Regions from separate parts of the Mus musculus genome. Here region 1 is linked to region 2. The links are chromatin loops, found by intact Hi-C in ENCODE. Cell type or tissue: gastrocnemius. All regions are shown on one strand. Links, peaks and the distances in the headings refer to the core of each region. The heading gives the core; the rest is flanking DNA.

Region 1 (7,302 bases), core at 1,530-5,529, 270 kb before region 2:
GCCCCCTTTTCAAGAAAACTAACATTCCTACCCTCACCCCCTTTTTTGAGACAAGTTCTCAATGTATAGTCCAGACTGTCGTTGCATTCAAACTCTCCACCATTCTCCTGTCTCGGCCTCTTGAGTAGCACCACCATGCCTAGCTCATTTTTACCACTGACCCATTTGTTACATTAACAATACAGGACAACCTCACCCTCTGTTTCCTGAACTTTCTCATCAGACAGATAGAAATTGAGTGCCCACCCCCAACACACACACACACACACACACACACACACACCCGCCTGATGACCTCTGACCTGCCTCTGGGTTTGCCTGGTATTAGCTAGCGTGAGCACAGGCAACCCAGAACGGTGCCTCTTGCCCTTGTGTGTCCAGCTCTTCTCACTAAGCATGATGGCCCGAGCACAGTGCAGCATGTTGCTATGTTTGTGTGCTTTTTATTCTTGTGGCCAGGTGGCTGCCTATTGTCCAGGTGGGCACCTGTTTACATTGCCATCTATTCATAGACAGTGTTTCCATGGGAAACAGTAGGAGCTGTAGGTAGTCGTCGTAATTCAGGGTCTTCCTCACACTTTCCCAGTTCTAGCAATCGAGCCCAGGGCTTCACATAGGCCAGGCCAGGCCCCACCTTTAAGCTGTATTCCCAGCATCCCTTTACCTTCTGTCGGAAGATGGTCTTACTAAGTGGCAAACTTGTACTTGTGATCCTCCTGCCTCAGCCTCCTGAGTGGCTAGGATGACAGTACTCACATGCCTGCTTGATCTAGAGTCTTCAGACTGGAACTTGAGCTCAGGGGGTACCTCATAACTCTTTCTGGAGTATCTGAGCAACACAGAATTTCACAAAGGTCCAAAAGTCCTCCTCAGAGCAGCAGCCCGAGCGTTCAGCCGAGGGGACAACTGAAAATAAATGAGTCAAGAGGTGGTGAACCAAAAGCTGGGCAAGGGAACTTTCCAAAACAAGAAGAGGAGGTAGCTAGCAAGGCTTAGAATTAAAGCATGGTTAGGTGCTGCTAAATGGTACAGCCGGCTTCTGAGAAATGCATTGCTGGGTGATTTTGTTACTGTACAAACCCATGAAGTACACTTACACTGGGTGGCTTCACAGGGTGAGATGCTCTTAAAGTCCCTGTCATCTGGAGGGGCCTCAGCTGAAGGTTTGCATACAGCCGCATTGTTAGGGTGTTCCTGGCACACAGAGAGAACGCCTGAACTTACTGGCATCTAAAGATATATAGAGGTGGGGTGTTGGGGATCCAGTTTTTCTCCACTGAGGCCCTGCACAGCCAGGCTGAAGTGGGAGTCAAAGAGGCTCAAGCAGGTCATATCATAGATTTAGGCCCACCTAGGGGATAAGCAGCCGTCGGGGTGTGCGTGGTAGCTTTCCATCTGTGATGGTGTCCTCTGATCTCCCTCAGTTTCACAAAGACATGAAGGATGCTCAGGAGCTGCTACGCAAGGTGGACTCAGACTTGAACCAGAAATATAGCCCTGACTTCAAAGACCGGTATCAGATAGAGCTGTTGCTTCGGGAACTGGATGTGAGTGGCGGCATGTGAGGTTGCCCCAGACCTGAGCAGATGTAGCTAGGGCCTGCCTCGTGCTCCCCCTGGGTCGTGCAAGCTGGCCTTACCTGGTGCTGCGCTACTCTTACAGGACCAGGAGAAGGCTCTGGACAAGTATGAGGATGTGGTGCGAGGGCTGCAGAGGCGAGGGCAGCAAGTGGTGCCACTCAAGTACCGCCGCGAGACGCCGCTCAAGCCCATCCCTGTGGAGGCTCTCTGTGACTTTGAGAGTGACCAGGTCAGTCACTACCTGACCCTAGGCAGCCTGGACCTACAGCACAGAAGTCTTGGGGGTGGCACAGGTAGAGCTGGGGCCACAAGCAGTCATCTCTGGTGGGTGTCACTCTCTGTCCTCTCTTTCTCCTGGGGGTGGATATGCACCCCCATACCCTTTCCTCCCCCACTGCCTTGCCTTCATCTTTCTTATCAGCTCAACCAGCCTAGCCATTCTAGCTACAGTCCCAGGGAAGCCTCTCGCTGGCCCATGTATAATGTTTACAGCCACTTCTACCCAGTGGTCAGGCCTCAGTCATATGGCCATCCAGAAGCTGGAATATAGGAGATGTGCCACTTGGACTAGGGATCAGCAGGGATGATTCCCCAAGGTGAAGCTGAGGGGCTGGAGATGGAGCTCAACTAGTAGAGCACATGCATGAGGCCCTGCACTGCATAAACCAGGCATGGATGACAGCACATGCTTGTAAACTCACCACTCTGGGATTGAGGGCAGGAGGATCTGAAGTTCAAGGTATCCTCCACCACATAGTAAATGTGAAGCCAGCCAGGGTTATGTCAGACCTTATCACAAAAACAAAAATGAAGTCTAAATAGAGATTAGTAGTCAAGAGGGTTCCCTCTGAGCTGGCTCCGTCGCTCTGTGACCTGAGTGAGAGGAAGGCTGAGACTCCCTGTGGCTGAGAGTTAAGAGGGCCATGGGGCAGACAGAGAGAGTCTCCTGCTCCCAGGCCTGAGAGTGAATCTGAACCGTTGGGTCTGCTCCCACCAGGGCCTCATCTCGCGGGGCTATAGCTACACACTGCAGAAGAACAACGGGGAGAGCTGGGAGCTGACAGACAGCACTGGGAAGAAGCTGGCTGCCCCAGCCGTCTGCTTCATCATTCCCCCCACCGACCCCGAGGCCTTGGCTCTTGCTGACAGGTACAGACACAGAGGAGGGAGAAGAGAGTGGACCCACGCCTGGGCTCCGCAGCCTCTCTTGTTTAAACCCTCTTAGTGGCGGGTAGGATGCGACACATGCCTCTCATTCTGGCCTCCCTTAAAGGCTGCAGGAAGAGTGGCAGGCTAGGTTGGCTTGCTGAATTGGATGTCTGGCTAGGGGCCAGTGCAGCAGGTGTGTTCTCTTGGTGCCTCTGAGCCTTTGCCAAGTCTTAACCATCCCACCTGTGGCGCCTGTGTCCTGCTTCACCAATTCTGGCCCTTATTTTGTGCTCAGTAGGTCCCCCACCCTTTCTCTCTGTTTTCAGGATCTTTCAGAACTTCATTTTGCTAAGATCTGTGGGTTTGCCCCTTGACGTCAGTGTCAGGTGGCAAATCGCTCAGTCATGTGAGGACCCTTTGCTCAATGAGTAGACTCAAGGGGGTCCCTGGGCTTCTTCCTACCATCTATCAAACACCCGCTGCGCACCGTCCCTGCTAGTGACAGATGCTTCTAGGTAGCGGGGCTTGCAACGGAAGGTAAAGGAGAGGGGACAGAGGCAGAAGAGATTCTTCCCAAACCTTGTTGGTGTAACTCATGACGTACCTTTATTTCATTACTTGTTAGGGAGGAGGGAATGAATGCATGTGCATGTGACAGCACATATGTGGAGGTCAGAGGACAACTTGCTAGAGATTGTTCTTTCCTTCTACCATGTAGGTTCTGGGGATCAAATTCAGGCCTTCAGCTTGGTGACAAGCACCTTTACCCACTGAGCCATTTTGTTACCCCCTGCATCGTCCCCCCCGCCCCCAATAGTATTTTTGACTCTTCAAAACCCTCCAAGGAGCTACTTGGCTCCCATGGGCTGTTGCCCAACCCAGGATGGGAACCTGCTAGGAGGCTGGTATGAGACCAGGGTCCCCAGCACATTCTTGCTCTCACAGCCTGGGCAGCCAGTACCGAAGTGTGAGGCAGAAGGCGACTGGGAGCAAACATGCACTCCAGCAGCGGCATGAGGTGCTAAGGACGGAGAACCCTGGAGGTGGGTACCAGGGTGTCCTGTACAGGGCCAGGGACATGGGAGAGGGGATGAAGTAGACTGTGCTGTGCATGGGTGACAAGTATCTGCTAGAGGGCTGAGAGAGAGAGGCCAAGCCAGCCCAAGGACCTGGTTGGCTTTTGGGGCCTCGTGCTCCTTCACTGTCATCCCTGATTTGTCCTCCCTACGACAGATGCCTCTGATCTTCAGGGACGACAGCTGCTGGCTGGCTTGGACAAAGTGGCCAGTGACCTGGACCGGCAGGAAAAGGCTATCACAGGGATCCTACGGCCACCACTTGAGCAGGGACGGGCAATTGAGGATAGTGCGGAGCGGGCCAAGGGTCTCAAGGTATTGCCAGGCTGGGGCTCCTGCTCAAGGTTCCACCTCTGTGGGGCCTTGGGACATTCAAAACAGGTGTTGGATAATTATAGAGGTAATTATGGAGAGCTGTCCCAAGGGTCGGGGCCCAAACAGATGCCCTGTCCTGGAGCTCTGGCATATCCCAGATGTGATCTGGCTCTGTTTCTGAGTGGCTTTTCAGCCTAGTATAACAGCCATAATAATGATAGCAGGAACTAGAGTCCTAGCAGTATCTGCTGAGTGAGGCTGTGGGCAAGAGGTGGATTGGCTGTGGAAGGGCAGATCCAGCCCACTTCTGCTTGCCCTGCCTGTGACAAGCCAGGGTCTCCTCCCTCTCCCTCTCCCTCTCCCTCTCCCTCTCCCTCTCCCTCTCCCTCTCCCTCTCCCTCTCCCTCTCCCTCTCCCTCTCCCTCTCCCTCTCCCCCTCCCCCTCCCCCTCCCCCTCCCCCTCCCCCTCCCCCTCCCCCTCCCCCTCTCCCTCTCCCTCTCCCTCTCCCCCCCCTCTCCCTCTCTCCTCTCTCTCTCCTCCTTCCCTATCTTCCTTCTTTCTCCTCTTCCCCTTCCTCTTCTTCCTCTTATTTCTCCTCCTCCTCCTCTTTTCTGAGACAGGGTTTCTCTCTGTGACCCTGGCTGTCCTGGAACTCACTCTGTAAACCAGGCTGGTCTCTAAGTCAGAGATCTGCCTACCTCTGCCTCCCAAGTGCTGGGATTAAAGGCGTGTGCCACCACTGCCTGGATCAGGCGTGGGCTGGTCCTCATTTGAGCTGCTGAACCTGGTAAGAGGCCCACGTCTCCATTGACCACTACCTACTCTCATATCCTTCTGCCTGACAGCTCTCTGTGGTAGGTCCTGCCATCCCTGTTTTAGAGAAAATTAGAGTCAGAAAAATCCAGTGGTCTCTGGTGCCTGGCACAGGAGTGAGGGGTAGAGGTCCAGGGGCATAGGCCCACAGTATCACAAGACTCCAAGTTCTGTGGAGTCACAGGATGGGCATATCACAGTATCTACCTGGCAGGTTGCTCAAGATTTCATGAACTCTTTCATGAAAGGTATATAGAGTATCCTGTGTCCAGGGGCAACCTGCTGTTGTCTGAGTTACGGACTTTAGCAGTCCACTTGTACCAGATCCTCATTAAAAACACAGACCCTGGGACGGAGAAGAGAGCTTGGTCAGTGGAGTGCTTGCTTTACATAGCGCACAGGCAAGGAGGACCTCAGCTCAGTCCCCAGCACTCACATCAAAAGCTGCGCATGGCGGGACACCCCCATAATTACTTCCACTGCTGAGGAGACAGGATCACAAGGAGATCGGTGAGGCTTGCCAGCTGGCCAGCCTAATTGACAAGCCCCAGTTCCTACTAAGAGATGCTGTCTGCAAATCAAACAGACAAGGCAGGGCTCAAGAGAGGCTCAGTTTATAAAGTGCTCACACACAACCATAAGGACTGAGTTCAGATCCCTAGCATCCAGGCTTAAAAAAAAAAACTAAAACCCAGCATGGTTGCACTGGTCTATAAATCTGACTTTGGATAAAGCCTACTTGCTAATTGGTAAGCACTGTTCTCAGTGAGAGACCTGTCTTAGAAGACAAGACCGTGATCTAGAGAGAACTGACACTGACCTCTGACCTCCACATTTACACTCCCACCAACTCCACCTCTCCCTTCCACTCAAAATAAAATAGATGGCTCCCAAGGAATACTGAGGGTGACCTCTGGTTTCTCATACATATACCCACCCATGTTTGTGCACATACACACACACACAACCCACAGACTGCCAGACTGGTGATTGGGCTCCAGATGGACACCCCAGGGAGGTGAGCCTTCTCAGCCGTTCGCACTGTCCCAGGGCACATCCTTGACGGAAGAGAGCTGTAGGGCTGTGGTTGACCCGGGCAATCTTGATCTCTGTAGAACATTACCAATGAGCTGCTACAGATTGAGCCAGAGAAGACGCAGTGCACAGCCGAGTGTGAAGCCTTTGTGCAGGCCCTCCCGGCCAGCGGCACCGCACCCTTGCTGAAGACCCGGGTAGAAGACACCAACCAGAAATATGAGCGACTAGTATGGTTGCTAGAGGCAGCCCAGGAGAAGTAAGTGGCAGATAGACAGTCGGAGGGTGGTCATGGTAGGGTCAAGGGGCCACCTGACCCCTACACATACAATGTTGCCCTGTGTCCTTAGGGTGGACGTGGCCAACCGCCTGGAGAACAGTCTGCAGCGGGGCAGGGAGCTGCTGGCCTCATACGAGAACAGGCTGATTCAGGACGACACAATGCCTGAAAGTGGTCATGTGTTGGACAGCAAGAGGCAGGAGCTGGAGGTAAACTTAGGATCTGAGGGCCATGGGGTCCTTTCTTTGGGTTCAGGACATCTGCCTCCATACCCAGATGAGGATGTGAGGGCCCTGAAGGTTTGGAGTTCCCGGCAGGTCATTCTGGAAACAAAGGCAGTGGGCTCTTTCTTGGCTGTTCCTAGGGTCTATACAGCCAGGGAGGTCTTAAAGTCACTCTTTTGCAACAGAGAGTACGGAAAACATAGGTTTCTGAAGCTCCTGATGAGCACATCTAGCAGCCTGGGCCTACAGCTCCTGGGTAGGTGCACAGCCACTGTCACCAGTGGTCTAGGACACAGGTGTGGATGTCTGAGCACTGAGGCACTCTGATCATGGCCTATAGCAATCTTTGTCTCCTTTTCATGAGCAGCCTTAGAGCAAAGCGGGCTCAGGGAGAGGCTCGAGGCTGGAGGATGGCAGGCACACATGCCACCCCTTTAGCAGTTTGCCAAATGAGACTTTTCAGAGCTGTGTTTATTATAATGAAAAGGAGCGTTGTGCTGGGCGTGATGGCGCACACCTTTAATCCCAGCACTTGGGAGGCAGAGGCAGGAGGATTTCTGAGTTCGAGGCCAGCCTGGTCTATAGAGTGAGTTCCAGGACAGCCAGGGATACACAGAGAAACCCTGACTTGAAAAACGAAAAAAAAAAAAAAAAAAAAAAAGGAACTTTGCAAAACTGGAGGGCGAGACCTCCTTTTTGTTCTTAGGCCTGAAGCTCCCCTCAAAGCAGGAGGCCCCGGTACCCTAGGGACACTGCCAGGCTCTTAGGAGCCCTGGCCACCACACTGCTGTCTCTTTGCCTGTCTGGCAGGCCATGGCTTCTGAGCTGC
Region 2 (7,302 bases), core at 1,685-5,684:
ACTCTATCTTTTCGATTCGGTCTACTACTTGGTCAAAGATGTTGCTAAGCCTCTTCATTGGGTTGATGACAGGCTGGGCATCTCCCTCCCTGGGTATAAACACAGCCGGTGAGGATTGAAGGAAGTCCTCTTCCCCTGAAAGAACTTTCTTGAGCTCAGTGATTTGGATGTGCTCCAGGATGCCCTGGAGCAGGAGATGAAGGGCCTTGAAGTTCACGACCCCACACTGTGGGATGGCTACGTTGACCAGCTCGGTGAATGTGATTGAGAAGCTCATCCTGCCGGGGGGTCAGTTGATGTGGCAAGGCTTCTGGGTGTCCTTGGGGACAAGTAGCGGCTTTCAATTATCTGAACTGCTACACCAACAGGTCCTGAGAGGCTTGGGGTGGCAAGTCACAGTGGTCAGCAAGGAATGGCCTCTGTCCTTGTGAGAGCTCAGACCAGAGCTTCTGGTTGCTAGGATGCCAGAGAACATGGTGGAGTGGGCATGCTTCCGAGAACCCAGGGTGGGGTGGGTGTTCATAGGTGAGCTGGCTAGAGGAGGTGTTCAATTAATATTTGACAAGTGCTTAAGGAGTGAATGGCAGCCTTTCATTCAAGCCCTCTGATTACATAAGGCTTATGCCTCTAAGTGACACAGAGAGGTGAGGGAAAGGAAGTTTCCCTGGAAGTCTCTGGAATCAGGACAGAATACAGTTTTCTTGGAGTCAGAAGGTCCAAGGTTTTAAGAAAAGAGCCTAAAGAATTAAGCTCATTTCTGGATGTGGTCAAAGACACCACCAGCCACCCAGGCACTTCACCCTGAAGATCAGGTAAGAAAGTCAAGGTATGTTCTAGTATCCAAGTGTCGTACATTCCAGTAGCCCAGGTGATAAAGCCTCTTGAGTGTTGGGCATCATTGCTCGCCTGGGTGGTGGCACACACCTTTAATTCTAGTACTCAGGAGGCAGAGGCAGGCAGATCTCTGAGTTTGAGGCCAGCCTCACTTATAGAGTGAGCTCCAGGAGAGCCAAGGCTACACAGAAAAACTCTGTTTTGAAAAACAAAACAAAGAAAGTAAGAAAGGAAGAAAGGAAGGAAGGAAGGGAGAGAAAGAGAGAAGGAAGAGAAGAGGAGAGGAGAGGAAAGAGAAGAGAGGAGAAGAGAAGAGAAGAGAAGAGAAGAGAAGAGAAGAGAAGAGAAGAGAAGAGAAGAGAAGAGAAAAGAGAAGAGAAGAGAAGAGAGAAGAGAGGAAAGAAAAACCTGTGGGCTTCTAAAGTGTGCCTTAGGGTGCTCCAGAGAGAACAAAACCAGAATGCAGTGATGGAGACACATGAGCTGTTTATGAGCATTGCCTTTTGTGGTTATGGAGACTGACATCCCGTGACAAACTGTCTGCAAGCTGGAGACCCTTTACACACATGCCAAGGATCTGAACTCAGATCCACATTCTTGCACGGCGAGCACTTTACCCACTGAGCCCTTTCTCAATCTCACCACCCCATACCCTTTAATGAATGCCTTTAGGGTCCCCACTATGCTGAGCGATGTAAAACTTCAAGTGCTGCCTTTATACTTGAGTTACATAGAGCTCTTGACTTCTCTTGACAGAAATGCCTCACCCAAGGGGAAAAGGCCTCTGTTTGGCTACTTCCTCCATCGGTCAGATCAGCTATGCTCAGACTTGCCTATTTCATTGCTTGGGTTCTCTTCATACCAGCTCTTGGAAAATATTTAAACAACCCACCACATCTTTCAGTGGGAAGCTGAAGGTACATTATGCCCCAGCCACCACAAAGGCTGCTTCCCACATGCCTGCTGGTTCTCTGTGCAACCAAGTACATCTATCTGCATGTCCTCACATGGGCTGTGAGTCCATATGACTAATGAGCTCTGTCAGGCATATTCATCCAATGTCACCAGTATCGGATTTTTGGCCATCTTGCATTATGAAGGGTGGCCAAACATCCACAGGCTACATTTTGTCTTGATGCATTGAGACAGTACCCCCAAATTTCAACTGCAGGTGGTTCCAAGTGATCCTGTAGGACAGAACTGAGTTTATTAACTTAGGACTATGTCTCTGTGGCCTAAGTCATGTGTTACAATATTTAAGGGAGCATTCTCCAACTGGGCAAAGGCAGACAATGGGAGTGTAATGAAGTGGAATAGGTTACACCTGGGGCCATACAAACACAGCTTGACCATTCAGAGCCAGGCTGGGTACACAGGCATCTCTCTCTCTCTCTCTCTCTCTCTCTCTCAAATTCTCAGTGTCTGAACCATTTCTGTGTCTGGTGATATCTTAATATTAAAAAAAAAAGATTTATTTATTATATGTAAGTACACTGTAGCTGTCTTCAGACACACCAGAAAAGGGCATCAGGCCCCATTACAGATGGTTGTGAGTCACCATGTGGTTGCTGGAAATTGAACTCAGAACCCCTGGAAGAGCAGTCAGTGCTCTTGACTTCTGAGCCATCTCTCCAACCCCCGTGATATCTTAATTTAAAGAATGTTAGTGTGCTTCCTCCTTACATAGCTCCAGGGATGGACTTGAAATAGAGGCAGCCAAGGAATGAAACGCACACGCGAGCACACACACACACACACACACACACACAGAGAGAGAGAGAGAGAGAGAGAGAGAGAGAGAGAGATAGAGAGAGAGAGAGATGGAAATGCTGGGGTCAGATGGGTTGGGCTCTCAGATGGAAGGACCGCATCAGTCTGGATGCTCAGGGTGTTTGTTACAGAGAGCTAAACAGAAAGGTGGGGTTATTGCATACAGCTGAACAAGGGTAGGGGAACAGTCTTCAGGCCACAAATGCCTTGGGAGAAAAAGCTATAATGGCTATTTTCTAAACAAGTGGACTAGAAGAGAAGGCTTTGCCGTCCCATCTGAGCCTCGTCGTTGGGGGGTAAGGCTCCCCCCCCCCATTTCCCTTTAAGTCTTGATAAGGCTGTGTCCGTATCCACAGCATTTACTAGGGACTTCATTCTCTCAGAGCTTCCTCCGCTCTTCCCCCTTTCTTCTCTCTCAGGTGTTCAGGGTGGGTCTTCATGCTTAGCCCAGGGGCAGTTCAGTGCTTAACACCAGACCACAAGTCTAAGAAGGATCATAATAGCTGTTATGCCCATCAAAAACAAAATGAGTTTTAACAGGTTTAAGGAATTGGAGCCTTGAAGCTTGGCAAGGATTGTCAAAGCTCCTTCTCACAATACTAGTGAAAGAAAACAGTCTGATCACAAACTTTGTGCTTTTCCAAGATGTGCCCACATAATTGACCATACCCATGATATCGAAGCTCGATCCGCCCAGGAGATGGGTCCCAGTTAATTCCCAATTATTCTGTCGAGATTACAGGGGTGTAGCACCCGGAATGATTAAACAGAGCTATTGGGACTCCAGACGGTTAGAGCAGTAGTCCCCTCACGCCCCCAAACAGAAGGACTCATTAGTATAAACAGGTGTGGATGGATGTGACCAAGCTACTTTATGAAGAAGCACCTGCCCAGTAGCTTTCTCCCTTGAACGCCTTACATTCAGGAATATAAATATAAGACAGCATTTTCCCTTCTTCTGACTATTCACAGTGTGAGCCTTCTCGCCCTGAGGAGGGCGCTGCAGCCACTGAAGTGGTTGTCCTCTGTGCACTTGCCAACCCCCACCTGGGCAAGACCATAGCAGGCTGCACTTAGGGGCCGGGCTCTGGCAGATCACGCGGCAGCTTGAAGCCCACGCGGCTGCCTGAACCTACACATATCCTCCCCTGCTCTCTGTAATGTTTTCTTCTCCTTAATGTAGTATGAAAGCAGTTAAACTGAAAGCAAACCCAGCAACATGCTCAGGTCCAAGGCTGTGTACCCACCCCGTAATCCTCATATTTTAAAGTTTATTTTTCAAGTAGCCAAACTCACCTCCCCCTTCCCTAGAAACCAAGGGCACGCCTCCTGACCACGGCCCAAGAAACCTTGAAGCAGCAATGGCCTCCACCTCACTTCTGAGTTTTCCCCAAATCTCTTTCCCATACTGACCTTCAACCCCCTTTCTCCGGGTTTACTTATCTCAAAACACTTTCAGAGTTCTAACATAAAACTGCCTATCTCTAGTCTCCACCCATCCCAACTGCTTACAGTGGGGGCTTAGCACTGCGCGCTCCCTTCTTTAATGTTTTCTTATCCATCTTAACGTTTGTTTCTTCCAGCCTATTTTTGTTTCTTCTTTTACCTGTACAAACTCTCTCAAGAGGGTTCCAACTTTCCCACTATGATGGACCCTTCCAATGTAAGCCAAAACCAACCCAAAGCCCTTCCATAATACTGTTCTTTTGAAAATATTCTTTTCTCATACAGTATATTCTGATTACAGTTTCCACTCCCTCTCCTCCCACAGTTCCTCTCTACTTTCCCTCTGCTCCACATCCTCTTCTTTTCTGTCTCTCATTAGAAAAGAACAAATTTCTGAGAGATAACAATCAAACATAACAAAATAAAACACAATAAGATATAGCAAAAGCTATCGTATCAAAGTTGGACAAGGCAGCTGGACAGGAGAGTCTCAGGAGGAGGCACAAAAGCCAGAGACACGCTCTGCGCTTGTCCACTAATGGGAAAACCTGAGAAACACAAAGCACCATGCTTGGTGTTCTCGAAGATGCTTGATGTATGACCAATGTGGTTTGTTGGGGGGGGGGGGCGCAGAGAGAGGCAAGATGTCAGCAGTTCAAGGGCATTGTTGCCACATGGCAAATATGAGGCCAGCCTAGGATGTGCATGACCCAGTCTAAAAAGAAAGGGTTTGGGGACCTTAACTAGCTTTCATTCATTGTTTCTTGGAAATGTATTCTCCTCTCTGTATAGTGACTATAAACATGGTGTTGGACTTGAAGGCATCCTACTTATCTCAGATGGATGCCCAACAGGAATATTCACAGGAATATTCACATATAATGTAGAAGGGCATCTGTGACACCAAGCACAAGAATCAAAAATCCCCAGAAATACCCAGGATAGCAAAACAAACTGGGCTGCGGAAACAACTCAAGCCTGGCAACTGGAGTTCAGGCTCTGGAGCCACGTGGTAACTGGAGAGAGCAGTCCTGAAACTTATCCTGCTGACCTCCACAGGCACCACAGCACTCGTGCACATTTGTGCCCCTGCCTGCTTAATAACATAACAAACAATTTTCTTTTCTTTTTTTTTTTTTTTTTTGGTTTTTCAAGACAGGGTTTTTCTGTGTAGCCCTGGCTGTCCTGGAACTCACTCTGTAGACCAGGCTGGCCTCTAACTCAGAAATCCGCCTGCCTCTGCCTCATGAGTGCTGGGATTAAAGGCGTGCGCCACCACGCCCGGCCATAATAAACAATTTTAAAACAGAAAACCTGTGGCATAGTTACCCAATGGACACAGCAATGGGAGGGAAGATTCATAACTGTGCCACAACAATGGACAACTTTCACGGTTATAAACACAGGCAGAAGAAGCAATATTCAATCAAGTTCACATTGCTTGAGTCAATTGCTATAAAACATACAAACATGAGCTGGGTGTGGTGGGACACTTCTTTAATCCCAGTACTGTGAGGTAGAGGCAGATAGACCTCTCTGAGTTTGAGGCCAGCATGATATATATAGTGAGTTCCAGGATAGCCAGAGCTACACAATAGAGATATCCTGTCTCAAAAAAAAAAAAAAAAAAAAAGGTAGAAAACATGGAGAGAACTAACCTTTAGTTTAATTTCATAAGCCAGCAGGATGGAAACCTATAGCGGGAGACCCTACAGTGCCCTCAGGCTTGGAAGGGACTGTGAAGAGGAGGTTGTACAGTCAGCCTGGAATATTTACAAGGTGTGTGTATTTTGATGGAATCCCTGTCTTGGAGTAGATGAGTATGGTAAAACCCACTTAGGAGCCCAGGACTTGAAAATCAGAGACAGAAACATTGCAAGTTAGAGGATAGATTCATTCAGAGTATATTCAAGATCAGCCTGAGCTATACCTTCAGACTTTCTCAAAACAGCAAGAGCAAGCTGGCAAAGGAAAGTTCAGTGTCGAAGGTGCTCATCTGACACATGCAAGGCTCTCAGCTGGATTATTGGCAAAACAAATAAAACATCTGGGAATTTATAACCACCAAATGATTGATGCCACAGTGGGTTCCACAAGATTGCTGGTTCAACTCAGGGAACAATTCTGTCCTGGACAGGGTGTAAACAGATTTTTGCAAGAACTGGCCTGAGTCCAACACCTCCTCCCGATTGTGTGTTTATTTTCATGCAGTACTACAGTAGTAGGGTCTATCTCAGACTAGAATCCTAAGCCATGGATGTTCCAGGGCACTGGCCCTGGCCATGTTCTTTACCCTACCCCACCCCACCCCCAGTCACCAACGTCCCCTTCTCCATGTATGCTCGAGAGACGGAGGTAAACATTTCTAGGCTCTCTGATGAAATGAACAAAGGTGTATTTGCAAAGTCCTTGGCTTGGTACCCAGCACAAAGTGTTCCATGATATTAGTTGTGTTTTTCAAAATGAGTACATGATTTTGTTGGATGTTTTCAAGCCAAGGACATATAAACTCATTCACTAGATGGCAAGAGATGGCATAGAGCGCAGAGGGTAAGTACCTCCGAACTGTCTGCTCCTGTGAATACAGCTGCAGGCGAAACACCCTTTAGTCAACTCAGGCCTCTGCATTCTACAGTTCATATACTGTGGGTGCCATTCAGCTCCAGCTGACAGGAATGTAACCCAGAGCCTTCCCAGACAAGTGCTCTGCTTCAGAGCTGTAGCCCATCATTTCTAGCTTAGATTGGGAAAAACACCAAGTGAAATGAACCTGGAACTTCTGTTGGGGCCAATGAGTGGAAAAGGCCCCAGGCTGCAGTCATGGGCGTGGTCTGGGCAGCCACTTGGTTCTGACTTCACTAGTAATTGAGGCTTATGAAAATGATCAAGACTGGCAAGACTTCCTTTTCCTGTACCGGATAGTGCCGGAGATGGAGCCTATGTGCTTGTACCTGCTAGATGAGGACTCTACCATTGAGCTACAGCTGCAGGCCCAAAGTGCACTCTGCTTTATGGAGTCTCAGTGTAAACTCAAGGTGATTGACTGACTGACTGTGACAGGGTCTCATTATGTAACACAGGCTGGTCTCTTTGAACTCCCAATCTTCCTGCCACAATCAGGTGCCTGAGTCTTTGGAGCTGCACATGGCTCATCAGGTCTAACTTTAAGTCTGGCCTAGAAAGATCTAACATACAAAGATAAGCAACACGGGATTTGTCCTTTGTGTCACTGTATTGAGAACTGGCTCTGGA

The links. Hi-C counts contacts between places; a loop is a spot of excess contacts. Peaks named below come from ENCODE experiments on the same cell type or tissue, not always from the same donor. Only the 100,000 strongest peaks of a DNase experiment are listed, where the experiment ranks them.
Region 1: a loop joins it to region 2, with 2.7 times the contacts of the local background. A loop is called at or near these places in 2 of 42 quality-filtered maps.

The regions. Positions count from the first base shown.
Region 1 is chr16:5,096,801-5,104,102 of GRCm38, reverse strand. It overlaps Ppl (periplakin), which reads left to right. Exons shown (of 22, transcript NM_008909.2): 10 at 1,425-1,547; 11 at 1,663-1,809; 12 at 2,578-2,729; 13 at 3,675-3,772; 14 at 3,963-4,120; 15 at 6,050-6,228; 16 at 6,320-6,458; 17 at 7,284-7,302. Among named protein-coding and RNA genes, the nearest start is that of Ppl, 32 kb to the left of the region's middle. In gastrocnemius, for the core only: no CTCF peak of the experiment used is centred there; DNase peaks (open chromatin) are centred at 2,920, 3,799 and 5,435.
Region 2 is chr16:4,828,564-4,835,865 of GRCm38, reverse strand. 4930562C15Rik (RIKEN cDNA 4930562C15 gene) reads right to left here and starts at 450. Exons shown (of 16, transcript NM_030192.1): 1 at 1-450. The coding sequence starts at 277. In gastrocnemius, for the core only: a CTCF peak has its summit at 3,607 (motif pointing right); a DNase peak (open chromatin) is centred at 3,641.